Regions from separate parts of the Homo sapiens genome. Here region 1 is linked to region 2. A link is an interaction called in ENCODE POLR2A ChIA-PET data of the cell type or tissue named here. Cell type or tissue: GM12878. All regions are shown on one strand. Links, peaks and the distances in the headings refer to the core of each region. The heading gives the core; the rest is flanking DNA.

The links. Peaks named below come from ENCODE experiments on the same cell type or tissue, not always from the same donor. Only the 100,000 strongest peaks of a DNase experiment are listed, where the experiment ranks them.
Region 1: POLR2A ChIA-PET joins it to region 2 with 9 read pairs; 2 of 35 experiments call an interaction of 5 or more read pairs at or near these places.

Annotation. Positions count from the first base shown.
Region 1 is chr14:64,649,378-64,658,469 of GRCh38, reverse strand. No RefSeq gene overlaps it. Among named protein-coding and RNA genes, the nearest start is that of PLEKHG3, 50 kb to the left of the region's middle. In GM12878, for the core only: no CTCF peak of the experiment used is centred there; a DNase peak (open chromatin) is centred at 4,071.
Region 2 is chr14:64,441,520-64,448,434 of GRCh38, reverse strand. It overlaps MTHFD1 (methylenetetrahydrofolate dehydrogenase, cyclohydrolase and formyltetrahydrofolate synthetase 1), which reads right to left. Exons shown (of 28, transcript NM_005956.4): 20 at 6,270-6,381; 21 at 6,033-6,172; 22 at 3,701-3,742; 23 at 118-218. Among named protein-coding and RNA genes, the nearest start is that of AKAP5, 21 kb to the left of the region's middle. RefSeq lists an enhancer at 2,798-2,847. In GM12878, for the core only: a CTCF peak has its summit at 2,681; a DNase peak (open chromatin) is centred at 2,744; H3K27ac peaks cover 2,499 bases.

The sequences.
Region 1 (9,092 bases), core at 1,825-6,824, 210 kb before region 2:
GAGCAGGGGGCGGCGCTCGTCGGAGAGTCTCGGGTCTCAGGTCGCACAGGAGCCTACGGAGCGGGGGAAGGCTCAGGCATGGCGGGCTGCAGGTCCTGAGCGCCGCCCCGCGGGAAGGCAGCTAAGGTCTGGCGAGAAATTGAGCACAGCAGCTGCTGGCCCAGGTGCTAAGCCCCTCACTGCCCCGGGCCGGCGGCTCCAAGTGCGGGGCCCGCCCGAGCCCACGCCCACCAGGAACTCGCGCTGGCCCGCAAGCACCGCGCGCAGCCCCGGTTCCCGCCCGCGCCTCTCCCTCCACACCTCCCCACAAGCTGAGGGAGCCGGCTCCGGCCTTGGCCAGCCCAGAAAGGGGCTCCCACAGTGCAGCGGTGGGCTGAAGGGCTCCTCAAGTGCCGCCAAAGTGGGAGCCAAGGCAGAGGAGGCGCTGAGAGTGAGCAAGGGCTGTGAGGACTGCCAGCACGCTGTCACCTCTCAGTAACAGTAAGAAGAGAGAGGAGGACATCTAATTCTGGAAGAAATGTGCCCATTCGGAAACTACCTTGACCGATAAGAGCAGAAAGCCCCGGAAGAATATTCACCGGACTTCTCTGGGGGAAGGATTACAGGTGAACTTTCACTCTTTTGTACTGTGTGAATATTTTTAAATTAACATTTATTATTAGAATAATCGTTTTTCTGATTTGAAAAAAGGTAAGACATGGATTGAAATAGAGTCACAGGGTCGGGCATGGTGGCTCACTCCTGTAATCCCAGCACTTTGGAAGGCTGAAGTGGGCGGATCGCTTGAGGTAAGGAGTTCGAGACCAGCCTGGCCAACATGGTGAACTCCCATCTCTACTAAAAATAGAAAAATTAGCCGGTTGTGGTAGGGCGGGCACCTGTAGTCGCAACTACTCAGGAGGCTGAGGCAGGAGAGATGCTTGAACGGGGAGGGGGGTGCAAGGGGGTGCGGGGGGCGGGAGTTGAGGGGTGCGGGGGCGGGGGGCGCTAGCGGAGGAGCCAAGATGGCGCCACTGTACTCCAGCCTGGGCGACAGAGTGAGACTCTGTCTCAAAAAAAAAAAAAACCACACAAAAACATAGAGCCACAGCCTCTCAGGAGCAAACTGAGTTTCTGATTAATTTCAGGAGCCTGGAGATAGAAAATCTGTTAGGGGAAAAGTTACTCCCTGCATTTGGTATTTGGTTCCCTCTTGCCTTTCTGGCTGTCTCTGCCTCTTTCATAAATCCAAAGCCTCCTGGAGTCTTCCCAAACTCGCCCAACTGCTGACACACAGATGCAAACACGTGCAATTCAGCCCTTCATGATTTCCAGTCAGATTTCGTTATTAAGCAACTATTTCCTTGCTCATTTTCTCACCTTTCTCTTTCACATTACAGAGAGCCAATTTACACACACACACAAAAGCTTTCGACAGAAGCACAAAAAACAGCCTACTTAAATGTTTTATTGTGGTAACATACATAATATTTATCATTTTAACCTTCACAATTCAATGGCATTAAATACATTCACAATGTTGTATAACCATCACCACTATGTATACCAAAACCTTTTTCATTATTTTTAACAAAAATTCTGTACCCATTAAATAATAACTTCTCTTTTGGCCCTTCCTCCAGCCCATGGTAACCTCTATTCTATTTTTTTTTCTACAAGCAGACGCCACTACGTCTGCCTAATTTTTTGTATTTTTGTAGAGACAGGGTTTCGCCATGTTGCCCAGGCTGGTCTCAAATTCCTGGGCTCAAGCCATCTGCCTGCCTCGGTCTCCCAAGGTGCTGGGATTACAGGGATGAGCCACCACGTCCCACTTTCTATCTTCTTTTCTTTTCTTTTCCTTTTTTCTTTTCTTTTCTTTTTTTTTTTGAGACGGGATTTTGTTCTTGTTGCCCATGCTGGAGTGCAATGGCACGATCTCAGCTCACTACAACCTCCACCTCCTGGGTTCAAGCAATTCTCCTGCCTCAGCCTCCCAAGTAGCTGTGATTACAGGCACGTGCCACCATGCACAGCTAATTTTTTGTATTTTTTGTAGAGATAGGGTTTCACCATATTGGCCAGGCTGGTCTGGAACTCCTGACCTCAAGTTATCCACCTGCCTCGGCCTCCCAAAGTGTTGGGATTACAGGTGTAAGCCACAGCACCCGGCCTTCTATCTTATTTTCTGCCTTACGAATTGGCCTATTCTGGGTACCTGATATAAGTGGGAATCATATAATATTTGTTTTTCTTTGTCTGGATTATTTCACTAAGCATAATGTTTTCAATGTCTATCAATATTTTAGCATATATCAATATTGCATTTCTTTTTTATGGCTGAATACTATTTCATTGTATGAATATAGCACATTTTGTTTATTCATCTGTTGAGGGACATTTGGGTGGTTTCTGCCTTTTGGCTATTGTGAATAATGCTGCTATGAACATTGTGTACAAATATCTGTTCAGGTCCCTGCTTTCAGTTCTCTTGGGTATATACCAAGAAGTGGGATTGCCAGGTCATACAATAGTTCTATGATTAGCCTACAAAAACAACTCACTTTGGAGGATTAAAAAAAAGAATAGCTTTATACTCTCACTTTATTTCATATCTTATGAAATCTTTTTGAGGTGCTTAGAAAAATACACACCATAAAAAGAGATAAAGAGTTAAAGGGGCCGGGCGCGGTGGCTCAAGCCCGTAATCCCATCACTTTGGGAGGCCGAGGCGAGCAGATCACGACGTCAGGAGATCAAGACCATCCTGGCTAACACGGTGAAACCCCGTCTCTACTAAAAATACAAAAAATTAGCCGGGCGTGGTGGCGGGCGCCTGTAGTCCCAGCTACTCAGGAAGCTGAGGCAGGAGAATGGTGTGAACCTGGGAGGCGGAGCTTGCAGTGAGCCGAGATCATGCCACTGCACTCCAGCCTGGGCAACAGAGCAAGACTCTATCTCAAAAAAAAGAAAAAAAAAAAGTTAAAGGAATTGGGGCAAAGGGAAAATAAGGGTAAGAGCTTCCCAGTTAGTGCTTGGGCAGGGCAGATCAGCTCCATCAGAAAACAAGCGCTTGGGGCACACTGCTAGCACTTTCAAAAGGCAGCTTCCAATGCAGATGATTCCAATTCTACACCTTGGCCAAGCTGCCTCTCCAAATGGAGCAGGGCACGTGGGCTTCACTGTATACGCAGACCACGTGGAAGCTGACACCATAACCTTACCCACCGCAGGCTTCTCATGCACTCACAAACCTTCAGCTGGGCCGGTCCTTAGAATTATCTAGGGCAACCCTCTTGATTTCCAGATGACGAAAGTAAGGCTCAAAGAGGTTAAGTGTCCTGCGGAGACACACAGAGCATGTAAGTAGCAGAGCTGATTCACACCCATGTGTCCCACCGACAGCCTAGTTTCTCCGGGTTACCACACCGCCTCTCATTGCCGTAAGTCAGCTTCCCTTTACTTATTTGGGAAACGTATGGGCTGTATGAAATCATTATGTTCTCATTCTTTTTAAACTGTTCCAGTAGTTATGCAGTTTCAAGGTTCTGAAGGCTAAAAGTACTATTATGTGGTATTAAACAAGGTAGACATTAACTGTGACACGGGAGGGATGTCACAAATCCCATTGCTGAAGCTGAAGCTGTGTTACTTATTTTAGAAAACTTTCCATTAGTTGACTTCCCAAATAGAAGTGTTGCTTCCTGGTTTCCCTTGGTGATTTTTTAAATTGTGCTTAAACATGAGTGTCCAGTTGAGACTACATGCAATTCCAGCATAACCAGGCTTGGTAATGACCAGAGCTATTAACCTGTGATGGACCTTGTATCAGCCAAATATTTACCTAGCTCATGCTCACAACAGGTTGGTGGGACAGATCCAACGGCTCCTACTTCAGCTGGGTTTCCGTTTGGATCTTAATGTGAACACAGCTGCTTGGTTTTATTTATGTACATAGATTTTTCTGACATATTTCATCCTTTCCTAAACCAACTACCCTCGGAGACATTGCAACTTGCTCTCTTGCCTCCATGAGTCACCTAAAAACACACTGGTGGTTTCCAGGACTTCCTCAATGTCTTTCTAGCTGTGTCTGGTGTAAGCTTATGGGCTTTCCCTGGCACAAGTTTGACAGATCTACTCACTCATCTTTAATTCAGTTCTACAAACACTGCAGATGTGGTAGAGGATGGTCGTGGGCTCTAGAACAAAACAGCCCTGGTCTAAATCTCAGCTCTTACTTCATAACCTCCAGCAAGTTACTCAACCTCTTCATGCCCCATTTTGTAATCTAAAAAATGGAAATGATAATATAACCAACCGCATTAGGTGATTATGAGAATTAAGAGTTACTATGCGTATCAGCCCTGGAAGAGTGTCTGACACATGTTGTGAATGCTCAGTACATTACTGACAAAATTCCTGCCTACTCCAAGTCAGGCATTGCCAGGCTTTGGGGATATAAGGGTGAATAAAACACAGATCCTGCTTTCAAGAAGCTTGTTCAGAGAACACACACACACACAAAATATACAGTCCAGGCACGGTGACTTACGCCTGTAATCCCAACACTTTGAGAGGTCGAGGTGGAAGGATTGGTTGAACCCAGGTGTTTGAGACCAGCCTGGGCAACAAGCAAGACCCTGTCCCTACAAAAAATTTACAAATTAGCCAAGCATGGTGGCACACGCCTGTAGTCCTGGCTTCTCAGGGGGCTGAGGTGGGAGGATCACTTGAGCCTGGGAGGCCAAGGCTTCAATAAGCCATGATTGCACCACTGCACTCCAGCCTGGGCAACAGAGTAAGACCCTCTCTCTCTCTCTCTCTCTTTCTCTCTCTCTATACACACACACACACACACACACGCACACACACACGTGTATGTGCGTGTGTGTGTGCATGCACGTGTGTATGGCAACATTACATATTCTTATCATGGACTTTTATTTCTTGATTTTTTTGGAGGTGGGAGTCTTGCTGTGTCACCCAGGCTAGAGCGCAGTGGTGCAATCTCAGCTCACTGCAACCTCTGCCTCCCGGGTTCAAGCGATTCTCCTGCCTCAGCCTCCCAAGTAACTAGGACTACAGGCATGTGCCACCATACCTGGCTAATTTTTTTTTAATTTTATTTTTAGTAAAGACAGGGTTTCACCATGTTGGCCAGGCTAGTCTCGAACTCCTGACCTCAAATGATCCACCTGCCTCGGCCTCCCAAAGTCCTAGGATTACAGGCGTGAGCCACCATGCCCAGCCTATCATGGACATTTTAAAAGAAGATAGTAGCATAGCATTTTTGTGTTTCATATGGAAACTTGTTGCTATATTATTACCACTGAATACCAGCATTTTCATCTAGAATTTGTTAAATGTCTCTATCCATTAATTCACCAACATGTATTGAGCACCTGCTGTATTCTAGGCACCATACTAGGCACTTAGGATATACATGTGATACTGACACAAAATGTTAGTATATCATTCTTCACTGCCTTCCCTCTTCCTACACTTCCTAGGCCTCACTCAGGAGTGCCTGTGATTGCCTACCTGGTTCTTGGGGCTTCAGGGTAAGTGGGAGGGTGGAGAGTCAGGAGAGGTTGATTCGATCTATATAACGGAGGTGGCGAGGGGGTAACAGGAGAGATGTGAAAATTTCAGTTAGTTTGAAAGAAGAGATTTGGGGAAGCAATTGCTGTGATGAGAAAACTGGGAAAATTGAAGAGTGAAGAGGAACTTTTGAACTTCTACTGGGCATTCTGCAATGTCTTTCCTTCTTCCCATACTTCTTCGGTAGAGACTTCAATGGCTTTTCAGTGCTTTTGGATGTCAAACTGGTGCTGCTTTTGAATATGATGCCATGCTGTAGCAGCCGGCTTCTGAGAAAGCCCTCAGTGAGCCTTGCCTCCTGATGTTCATGCTCTTGTGTCTTCCCCTCCCACACTGAGTTGGGATGAATTATGTAATAATAGGATATTGCAGAAAAGAAAGAGTTGAACTTCCAATGCTATAACCCTCACTGTGGCTTCCATCTTGCTCAGTTGGATCACTTGCTCTCTGGTAAGTCAGCTGCCATGTTGTGAGGATACTCAAGCCTTCCCATGGAGAAGTCCACTTGGGGAAGAACTGAGCTCCCACCCCCACTCCCTGAGCAAGCATAATTTGCCAGCGATGTGAGTGAGGCTACTTAGAAGTGGATCCTACAGCCCTGACCAACATTGTGCTATGGCTTCATGAGACCCCTGAGTCAGAACCACTCAGCTAAGTCATTTCCAAATCCCCAACCTGTGAGAGATAAAAAATATTCACTGTTACTTAAATCTCCATGTTTTGGAGTAATTTGTTACACAGCAGTAGATAAGCAAAACACTGGCCATTAGTTGGCCAACTTTACTGAGGTTACCCAAATATAACCTGAGTTTCCCAGGCCACCTCAGCCTATGGGAACAATAGGGGACACAGCAAGAATAACACTCAGATTCCATGGCTGGGCACGATGTCTCATGCCCTTAATCTCAGCACTTTGGGAGGCTGAGGCAGGAAGATTGCTTGAACACAGGAGTTCAAGATCAGCCTGGGCAACAGAGCAAAACCCCAGATCTACAAAAAAAATTAAAAATTAACTGGGTGTGGTGGCACACACTTGTAATCCCAGCTACTCAGGAGGCTGAGGCAGGAGGATGACTGACTTGAGCCCAAGAGGTCAAGACTGCAGTGAGCAGTGAGTGTACCACTGCACTCCAGCCTGGGTGACAGAGTGAGACCCTGTCTCATACAAAACCCCAAAACTCAGATTTCACTGGCTCTTGCCTTATCTGCTGAAGCCAGACCTATACCTGCAATCTTCTGTTAATCAACCATCCCACACATCCCACCCCCATAGAAAAATAAGAAGTATGTTTGTGAATCATGAGAAGAGGGACCAGTCTCACGTGTATGTGTGTGTGTGTGTGTGTGTGTACAAGACTGTTCTCCCTGAGTGCTGTTTTGCTCTCTCACCCAGTACTTCCTATGGTTTTCAAGATACCACCATCTCCTGCCAGGAGATGGTGTTGCCACTGGAACTCGTGCCCCTGCCAAGCACCAAAGTCTCCCATGGGCCATGGCCCACTTTCCAGCTATTCACCCTGCAGAACTCACTGGACCAAAGCTGGAGCTGCTCTATGTTGAAGTGGTAGCAAGATGCTTCTCTCCTCTCCAATGCACTGCCCTTGCCCTGGAGGTCTGTAGAGATTTTACTGAGATCTCACTTTTTACTCACAGCCATCTCTCTCCTTAGGTCTCAGACATGTGTCCACAGGTTGGGCAGGGACAGAATAAAAATATTTATATGTTGTCATCAGGATTCTCACTAACCTTTAGTGACCCAGAATTTGTGACTGGGCTAGGCTCAACATGGCTACAGGCAGCTCTAGGCTCATATCATGTCAGTTTGGCCATCCTAAGGAGGGAGAGGACTTCTTGCTTTAGAAGACGTAACTCCCAATAAAGAGCTCTGATTGGCTAGGCTTGGGTCTCATGCCTGCCTCTTGGGCTGAAGTGAGGGGGAAGAAAGGGAACTGTGATTGGCAGCCTCATCAGGATCACCTTCCCCAAGGGAAGGAGGCCTGCACTAACCCTCAAATGTGGGTAGGTAGCAAGGGAGGGGGAGAAGCTGGTGGATAAAAACAACAGCTTTCAGGCTAGGAGCAGTGGCTCATGCCTGTAATTCCAACACTTCGGAGGCCAAGGTGGGAGGATTGCTTGAGGCCAGGAGTTGGAGACCAGAGGCCAGGAGTTGGAGACCAGACTGGGCAACATAATGAGACCCCTATCTCTACAAAAATAAAAATAAAAATAAAAAAATTAGCTGGGTGTGGTGGTGCAACTGTAGTCCCAGCTACTTGGGAGGCTGAGGCAGGAGGATCACCTGAGCCCAGGAGTTCAAGGCTGCAGTGAGCTATGATCATGGCACTGCACTCCAGCCTGGGCAACAGAGCAAGATCCTGTCTCAAAACACACACACACCCCAATAAAACAGCTTTTTGCTGTACCCCCATTTCCAGACCTGCTTAGGCAGCAGTGGCCCCAGCAATCCCAGCCATTCAAGGATACAGTCGCTGCCTCTGCGGAGCTTGCTGCACCCAGACTCAGGCTCAAGTGCAGCACCTTGTTTGACTCGTCCAGTGCACACCTTCCTGAGACGAGTTCAAGGGGCGGGCTGCAATGACTTCTGCACCTACATTATCATCCTTCTTCTAAATTCCCCTGAACGTTCCCCTCAGAGTTGCCTTCCCCTGATTCGCCCCCGATCTGTTCCAATTCTCCAAAAGTTGCTCCCACAGAATGAACTAAAAAAGCATGCGCAGATGCATAATCTCCAGCCCAGTCCTCAGCTTTCTCAATCAGCTGTGGTCATTTTAGGTCGGGGCGCTCTGGAGCCCAGGTGTTATCAGTTCACGTAACGCAGGTGTGGCAGCCTCCCCCTTCCCACCTCATCCCTTGTCCCTTTGAGGTGAGCAGAGAATTGCTCTTTCCTGACCAGGGACATCTTCTCTGCTGACCGCAAACTATCAGTCCTGTGCTGCCACCACCCCCGATGACACAGGGGCTGTGACATTTCACCAGTGTCCCTTTAGGATGCCTGACGGGGTTTTCTCTGTGAACCTGCCTTGCTATCCTCCCCAGGGGGCTGAGGTGATGTCAGCCATCCTTTGTGGATGGCCAGGTGGTTCTTCGAAGATCCGGTGCCGTGGGAGGAGCAGGAGTTTCAACTACACAACGCTGTCATCGCCTCAAAAGCAACATAAGGGGAGAGAGTTGCTGCACAAGCTGCCCAGGGCTGCAATAACAAAGTACCACAAACTGGGTGGCTTACAACAGACATTTACTGTCTCACAGTTCTAGAGACAGGAAGTCCACACTCAAGGTCCCAGCGGGGCCATGCTCACTCACTCGGAAGGTGCTCGGGAGGGATCTGTTCCAAGCCTCTCTTCCTTGGCTCTAGTTCCTTGGTGTGTGGCAACATCACTCCCATCTGCACGTGGTGTTCTCCTGTGGACATGTCTGTGTGCAAATTCCCCCACCACCCTACCCTTTTTTTTTTTTGATACAAAGTTTCACTCTTGTCGCCCAGGCTG
Region 2 (6,915 bases), core at 1-5,000:
CACAGGCTATAACCAATAGCAGTAACTGAAAAACAAAATAAAGCTAAAAGCAGTGCTGTACAATCAGCTCCAGGAGATTTTCCACATTCATCCTTTTCGCTTACACTCTACACTTACTTGAATGCATTCACGGCCACTACTACTGGAATTCCAAACATTCTGGCATTTTCAATTTGTTTCTTCAAGTTACTGAAGCCTTTTTCAACCAGCTCCAGGTTCTGTAAAAACAACAGTGAAAGGCCTATGAGATCAGAGAGTTGAAAACCACTGCAGGTTCTTCTTCAAAGGCAAACAACCTCCTTGAGCCAGCAGCCACTCACTATCAGGACAAGGAGGCCAAGAAAGAAGAGAGAAGGTCCCTTGGTGCATTTTTTCCAGTGCGGTGAGTGGATGCTATGGAGAACTGCAGCTTTCACTCCAGCCTATGACACTAGAGTAGAGCTCTGCTTGTTTCCCAGCCTTCAAGAAAAAAAGAGCTGGTATGTTTCCTGTCATTATGCCACATCATTATAGCTTATTTGCTGTTTGAAAGGAATTAGTTACCCTTACCCAAATTATATTTACCAATTGTGTTTATAGATTTTATGTATTCATAGGGTTATGATAATACAAATTAACTCTACTCTGCACAGCACAGACCCTTCCATCAGAAGACAGAGCCTAACAACATAGTGGCTGGCACAGAAGAGGTATTCGTTATATGGCTGCCGTAAATACTGCCAGGAAATATGAAGTAAGCAGTGATGTTTTCAAAGGTTTTAATGAACTCGACCGTGAACGAGGGCAAGAAATAAGATAAATACTATCTTTAGGAATCAGGCCAGTGGCTGGGCCCAGTGGCTCACACTTGTAATCCCAGGACTTTGGGAGGCTGAGGCAGGAGAATCCACTTGAGCCCAGGAGTTTGAGACAAGCCTAGGAAACATAACAAGACCCCATCTCTACAACTGAGAAGTTAATTAAAAAAAAAAAAAAAAAAAGGGCCGGACCTGGTGGCTTATGCCTGTCATCCCAGCACTTTGGGGGGCCGAGGCAGGTGGATCACAAGGTCAAGAGATTAAGACTATACTGGCCAACATGGTGAAACCCCGTATCTATTAAAAATATAAAAATTAACTAGGTGTGGTGGCAGGAACCTGTAGTCCCAGCTGCTTGGGAGGCTGAGGGAGGAGAATCACTTGAACCCCAGAGGCGGAGGTTGCAGTGAGTTGAAATTGCACCACTGCACTCCAGCCTGGTGACAGAGCAAGACTCTGTCTCAAAAAAAAAAAAAAAAAAAAAAAAAGAACTGAGCTGGATGTGGTAGCTCACACCTGTAATCCCAGTACTTTGCGAGGCTGAGATCGGAGGATCACTTGCACCTAGGAGTTCGACAGCAGCCTGCCTGGGCAACATAGGGAGACCCCGTCTCTACAAAAAATTAAAAAATTAGCCTGGTGTGGTGGCGTGTTCCTGTTCTTCCAGCTAGTTGGGAGGTTGAAGCGGGGAGACTGCTTAAGCCCAAGAGTTAGAGGCTGCAGCTATGATCACGCCTCTGCAGTCCAGCCTAGGTGACAGAGTGAGACCCTGTCTGTAAAAAAAACCCCAAAAACCGGCTGGGCGTGGTGGCTCATGCCTGTAATCCCAGCACTTTGGGAGGCCGAGGCGGGTGGAACACGAGGTCAGGAGATCGAGACCATCCTGGCTAACACGGTGAAACCCCGTCTCAACTAAAAATACAAAAAAATTAGCCGGACATGATGGTGGGTGCTTGTAGTCGCAGCTTCTTGGGAGGCTGAGGCAGGAGAATGGTGTGAACCCAGGAGGCGGAGCTTGCAGTGAGCCGAGATCACACCACTGCACTCCAGCCTGGGTAATAGAGCCAGACTCCATCTCAAAACAAAACAAAACAAAAAAACCCACCAAAAACCAAGTACTACAAACTAAAGGGAAGCAATTAAGGAAATGTATCTTTAAGTATGTTTACTGCAGCCCTGCTTGTAGCATTGGAAAATTATAAACATAAACCTCCTCCAAGGGGGACTGGGCCAATGAATTATGACATATACACTCAATAAATATTTATCATGCAGATGTTATGAAAGTGAGACCCATCTGTGTTAACATGGAACCTGTCCAAGATGTACTAAAGGTGCAAAACCATGGAGAGCTTAATTATTCCATTTTAGGACAAACACAAAAATACATGTATATAATTCATGAAAAATTTTTAAATGTCGAGAAATATGCACCGAACTGTTAAGGGGACTCAACTCACATATATTACATTCTTATAATGTTTAATTATTATTTTTTACAAAGGGTATATTACTATTGTAGGCTTAACAATACATTAAATATTTTAAAAATAAAAGAGTCTTCTATAAAAATACATATACTGAATCATCGAGCAAAACCCAGCACTAATGTTTGTTGATCCCAAAAAAGCAGAAATAGGTAGGATAAAAGGTGGAAAACAACTAGGTTCATTATAAATGTGATTTATGCTTTTTTCCTTTAATAATTGAAAACTGAGATTATGATTTATTTGAGCTTCTAAAGAACACTGCTAATTCTTTACCTCTAGTCACATGAAAACCAATTAATATGTAACGCTGATCAAGAACAGTTTTAAATAAGTAGAATTTCTTAAATGAAGACACCAGCTGGGCCAGCTAGGGGCAGTCACTGTAATTAGACACAGGAAAGGCTGTGGGGTGGCAGGAGGGCCAGAACTGTGAATTCCCCTCCTACGCGTGAATCAGACAAATGACCATAAAAGGCAAACCATAACTCAGAAGACAGGCAGACTGAAGGTACCAGCAATTTTTTCTAGCCAGTTTTGAAATACTTCATTTGGGGCCTGAACAGTGACCCTGTATTGCTTGATAATTTAAAAGCCTTCCAAAAAGGCAGAAAAATTGAATTAGCAGTGACAGCAGGTGACCTTGCCACCTTATCTGATGGCCTGTCTTTCCTGTAACCACCCCAAACTGGCTTTAGAGATGTTTCTTTGATGGTAAATGACATAAATATGAAAAGATTTGAGCTCACAGTTGTTCTCTAGCCTCCTGTTTGATGCTATAAATATCCAGGAAGCTTTGTCTAGAAAAACAACCAGAATCCTGACCATATATCTTGGCCCGTTAATATGGATTTAAATCGGCAGAGGAGAAGCCATTTCAAAAAAGGTCTCTACTTGCTTCTGATCTGAATGGCATTTGGAACTTACCCAGCCAATGCAGGGAAGACAATGGAAGGGAACTGCTATTAGTCTAGGACAGGGTTTCTCAGCCTCACACTCCGACATTTGAGCTGGATAATGTTGTAGGGGCTGTCCTGTGCATTAAAGGATGTTTAGCCAGCATCCCCAGTTTCTACCCACTAGATTCCAGTAGCACTCCCCACCTCCAGTTGTAATAATAAAAAAAGTCTCTAGACATTGCCAAATGTCCCCGGGGTCAAAATCAGCTGTTGAGAATCAACCACTGGTCTAGGGCAGTGGCTTATTGACACCCTATGTGGGACAATTCTATTTTGTGAGGTACATCTTCCCTATCTACTCATTTAATATAACTCCTCAGCACACTGCAGGCCTTTTGGCACCCTGCACCCTGGGTCACAGCAATAACCCATTCATTTCCACATGGGCCAGGTGGAGAAATGCTGATTCAAGGTGTGGTGCTTTCTAGGACACGTGATGAGAAATAACTCAGGTTACCTCCTGTATGTAAGCCTTGGGAAGAGGCAGTCCAGCAGTGACCTGGAAGGAAAAGAAACAGAGTCAGAGGCATTTCCTATTTAAATCTCCTAGCTTAAAATGGTGCTTTTCATGTGTTAAAGGCAAGACGCTGCAATGCTTGCAGGCTGTACAGTAGTATAAGATTATTTCCTGCCCTAAGGACTTAGGGTATGTGACCAATCACACAGCACAGAACAAAATCGACTGCTTTGGGCAGCGTGGAAGACCTCTATGACCTGAATTAAGGAGGTGAGAAGGACCGGATCGATGGCAGGAGAGGTGGAAAGGGGTGTACCAAGCAGGTGCAGTGACTCGAGTGAAGGCCATAGCAGTGGGGTTGGAAGTCAAGGGGAGTGTGGGGAAAGAGGAAGCGGTCGGGCCTGCGGAAGTCACCCTGGGATGTCTGTCGATAGAGCCCGTGATGAGCCCTGCCATGGTTTCATGAACTGGTCCACAGTGCCAACCTAGCATTGGTGGAGCTGAACCGTGGTGCAGGGTCAATACAAACAAGAGGGAAAACAATACAGAAGGATTTTCTTTCTCTTTTGTAGAGTATATCTAAAGGATGGAGGTGTCTGGTGCCTCCCCGCCCCGCCCCCCAGCCCCCAGTCTTGATCTATGCCGTGGCTCAGCCCTGCTGCATCCACAGAAATGAGCAAATGGGTGAAGGTGTCCATTTCATGGGCCCCACCATGGGCAGTGGATAGTGATTAAGAAGCTCTGCCCTCTTCCATTGCAGTGAGACTATGTGCTCCAACTCCAGAAGGGGCTGTGTGGAGGCAGAGCAAGAAGCAAGGACCTTACAGGTAGCTTCCCGTCAGCAAGCTAATGAGAGCAGGAGGCCTACTCTCTTGACAGAGCCATATGTGCAAATGTTCCCCTCCATGCACAGCATTATGGGACATTATCCTGACTGTGAGGTCAGGAGGAAGCAAGGAAAGGAGGTGTGATGGTGTGAGGGTGAGTGAGGGGTGTAAGAGAGAGGAATGTTAGTTGTGACTGGGAAAAAAAAGGGAGTCTATCCTGTGCTACTAGCAGAAAGGAGTGTGCTGGGTTGGGAGTGCCTTTGGCACTCAGGGATAACTAAGACTGGATAGGGGTGCTGGGGTTGTTATGGCAGCATTCCCAGTGTGCTCCGGGGACCCAATCCTTTGAAGGGGTCCATGAAGTCAAAACTATTTCCATAAGATTCTGTAACATCTTATGGCCCTTTTACTCTCATTATCATTCTCTCATTGAGCATATAATGGACTTTTCCAAAGGTTATGAGACATGTGATGTCACAACAGATCAAGTGCTGTCTTCAATTAAGCCAGACCCAGAGAAGATCTGAAAAATGTACAATGCCTAAATTTTGCTGGGAAAAGATAATGCATTTTCATGTTTACAAAGTTCTTTATGTTTACATGTAACTCAGTTTTAATTTCTAATATGGTAAATATCAATAGCTATAACCCATATGAACAAAAACTCTTTTAGGCTCTCAATAACTGTCAAGAGTGTAAAGAGGTTCTGAGGCCAAAACAGAGAACTGCTACATTAGGACAAACCCTGACCAAAACAAATTTGATTTTTATCCTGTAGGCCAGGGAGTCCTTATTTCCTAAGTTATAATACAAGCTCCTGGTGGACAGGAATTTAATAGTTTTTCAAATGATTTCAGAAAACCTAGCACCATGTCTTTTCATGTAGGCCCTAAAGAAAAGGTGTTAAAATACTAGGATAAAAAGTAGTAGGAATTTCTAAGCAGTAGGAATTCAGAGAAATACAAAATTCAGGCTGGAGGTGAGGATGAGCCAGTCTCCACCTGTTTCTCTGTTACCCAGGGCAGCCCTGGGCAGATCTGCCATTCTCCTCTCCCCCACTCCCTCCCTAGGGTGTGGAGGCCCTGTCCAGCATGAACAGTATACTCAAGAAGGGGCTGACCTCTGTCTCAGCTAACTGGTTTGGTTGGCTGGTTGCCAGTGTCACTATACAGAGGGATGCAGATTTAAAAAGAACAGTCTGAACGTAAAACAGTTTTTTGTGGGGCTAGCCGAGTACACGTCCTTGGAGGGGTTTAGATATTGTCAGATGTCCTCCGAAAGGTAGGCCAGGCAGCCGATTTTGGCCCTCTTAAAATGCTGAGCGCTGACGGTGCCTGTGAGTGATAAGGCAGCCAACACAAGGGCTGTCTGCCCGTCCCTTGCTTTTGCTGCCTGTTAATCACGAGGATAAGAGCAACTCAATGAAGAAACAGGCAGAAGTCATCCAACTTCCTTTTGGCCGTCAGCACACTGCCGATAATCAGATACTTCAACCCACCACTCACCGTGGGGCCGCCCCCGTGCATCTTGAGAGCCCTGACAGTGGCAACAAGCACCACCACGTGGGGGCAGAGGCCGGAATACCGGCATTTGATGTTAAAAAACTTTTCCATTCCAATGTCTGCTCCAAATCCTGCTTCCGTCACTGTAAAGAGGAAAGCAACAGTAAAAATGCCATCCCAATTCCCCTGATGTTAAAAGAAACATACAGTCTATTCACTGGTTTTGCAAAAAACACTAACCTACAAACCCTTCTGGGCCAACAAGCTTGAGTGCGATCCGGTCTGCAATGATGGAGGAATTGCCATGTGCGATGTTGGCAAACGGGCCAGCATGGACAAACACTGGAGTGCCCTGTGGAAACCAGGACACCGTGAGCTGAGCTGCCAATCCTGCTTCAAAGTGGGATCACACATTCAACGGTATGGAATTGATTTGGAATCGGAAGGAAGAATACTTCCCAGAGGGAAAATATAAAGTCATCTCTTTTATTTCAGTAACGTCCCAGTCACAGGTGTGAGGAAGAATGAGAAGAAAGAGATGAGCAAGTGGAGAAGGTCTTGACTACCCAGGTTAAGTGTGCTTAATTTTTTTTTTTTTTTTTTGACACGGAGTCTCGCTCTGTCGCCCAGTCTGGAGTGCAGTGGCGTGATCTCGGCTCACTGCAAGCTCTGCCTCCCAGGTTCACGCCATTCTGCCTCAACCTTCCGAGCAGCTGGGACTACAGGCGCCCGCCACCATGCCCGGCTAATTTTTTGTATTTTTAGTAGAGACGGGGTTTCACCATGTTAGCCAGGATGGTCTCGATCTCCTGACCTTGTGATCTGCCCACCTTGGCCTCCCAAAGTGCTGGGATTACAGGTGTGAGCCACCGCGCCTTGCAAGTGT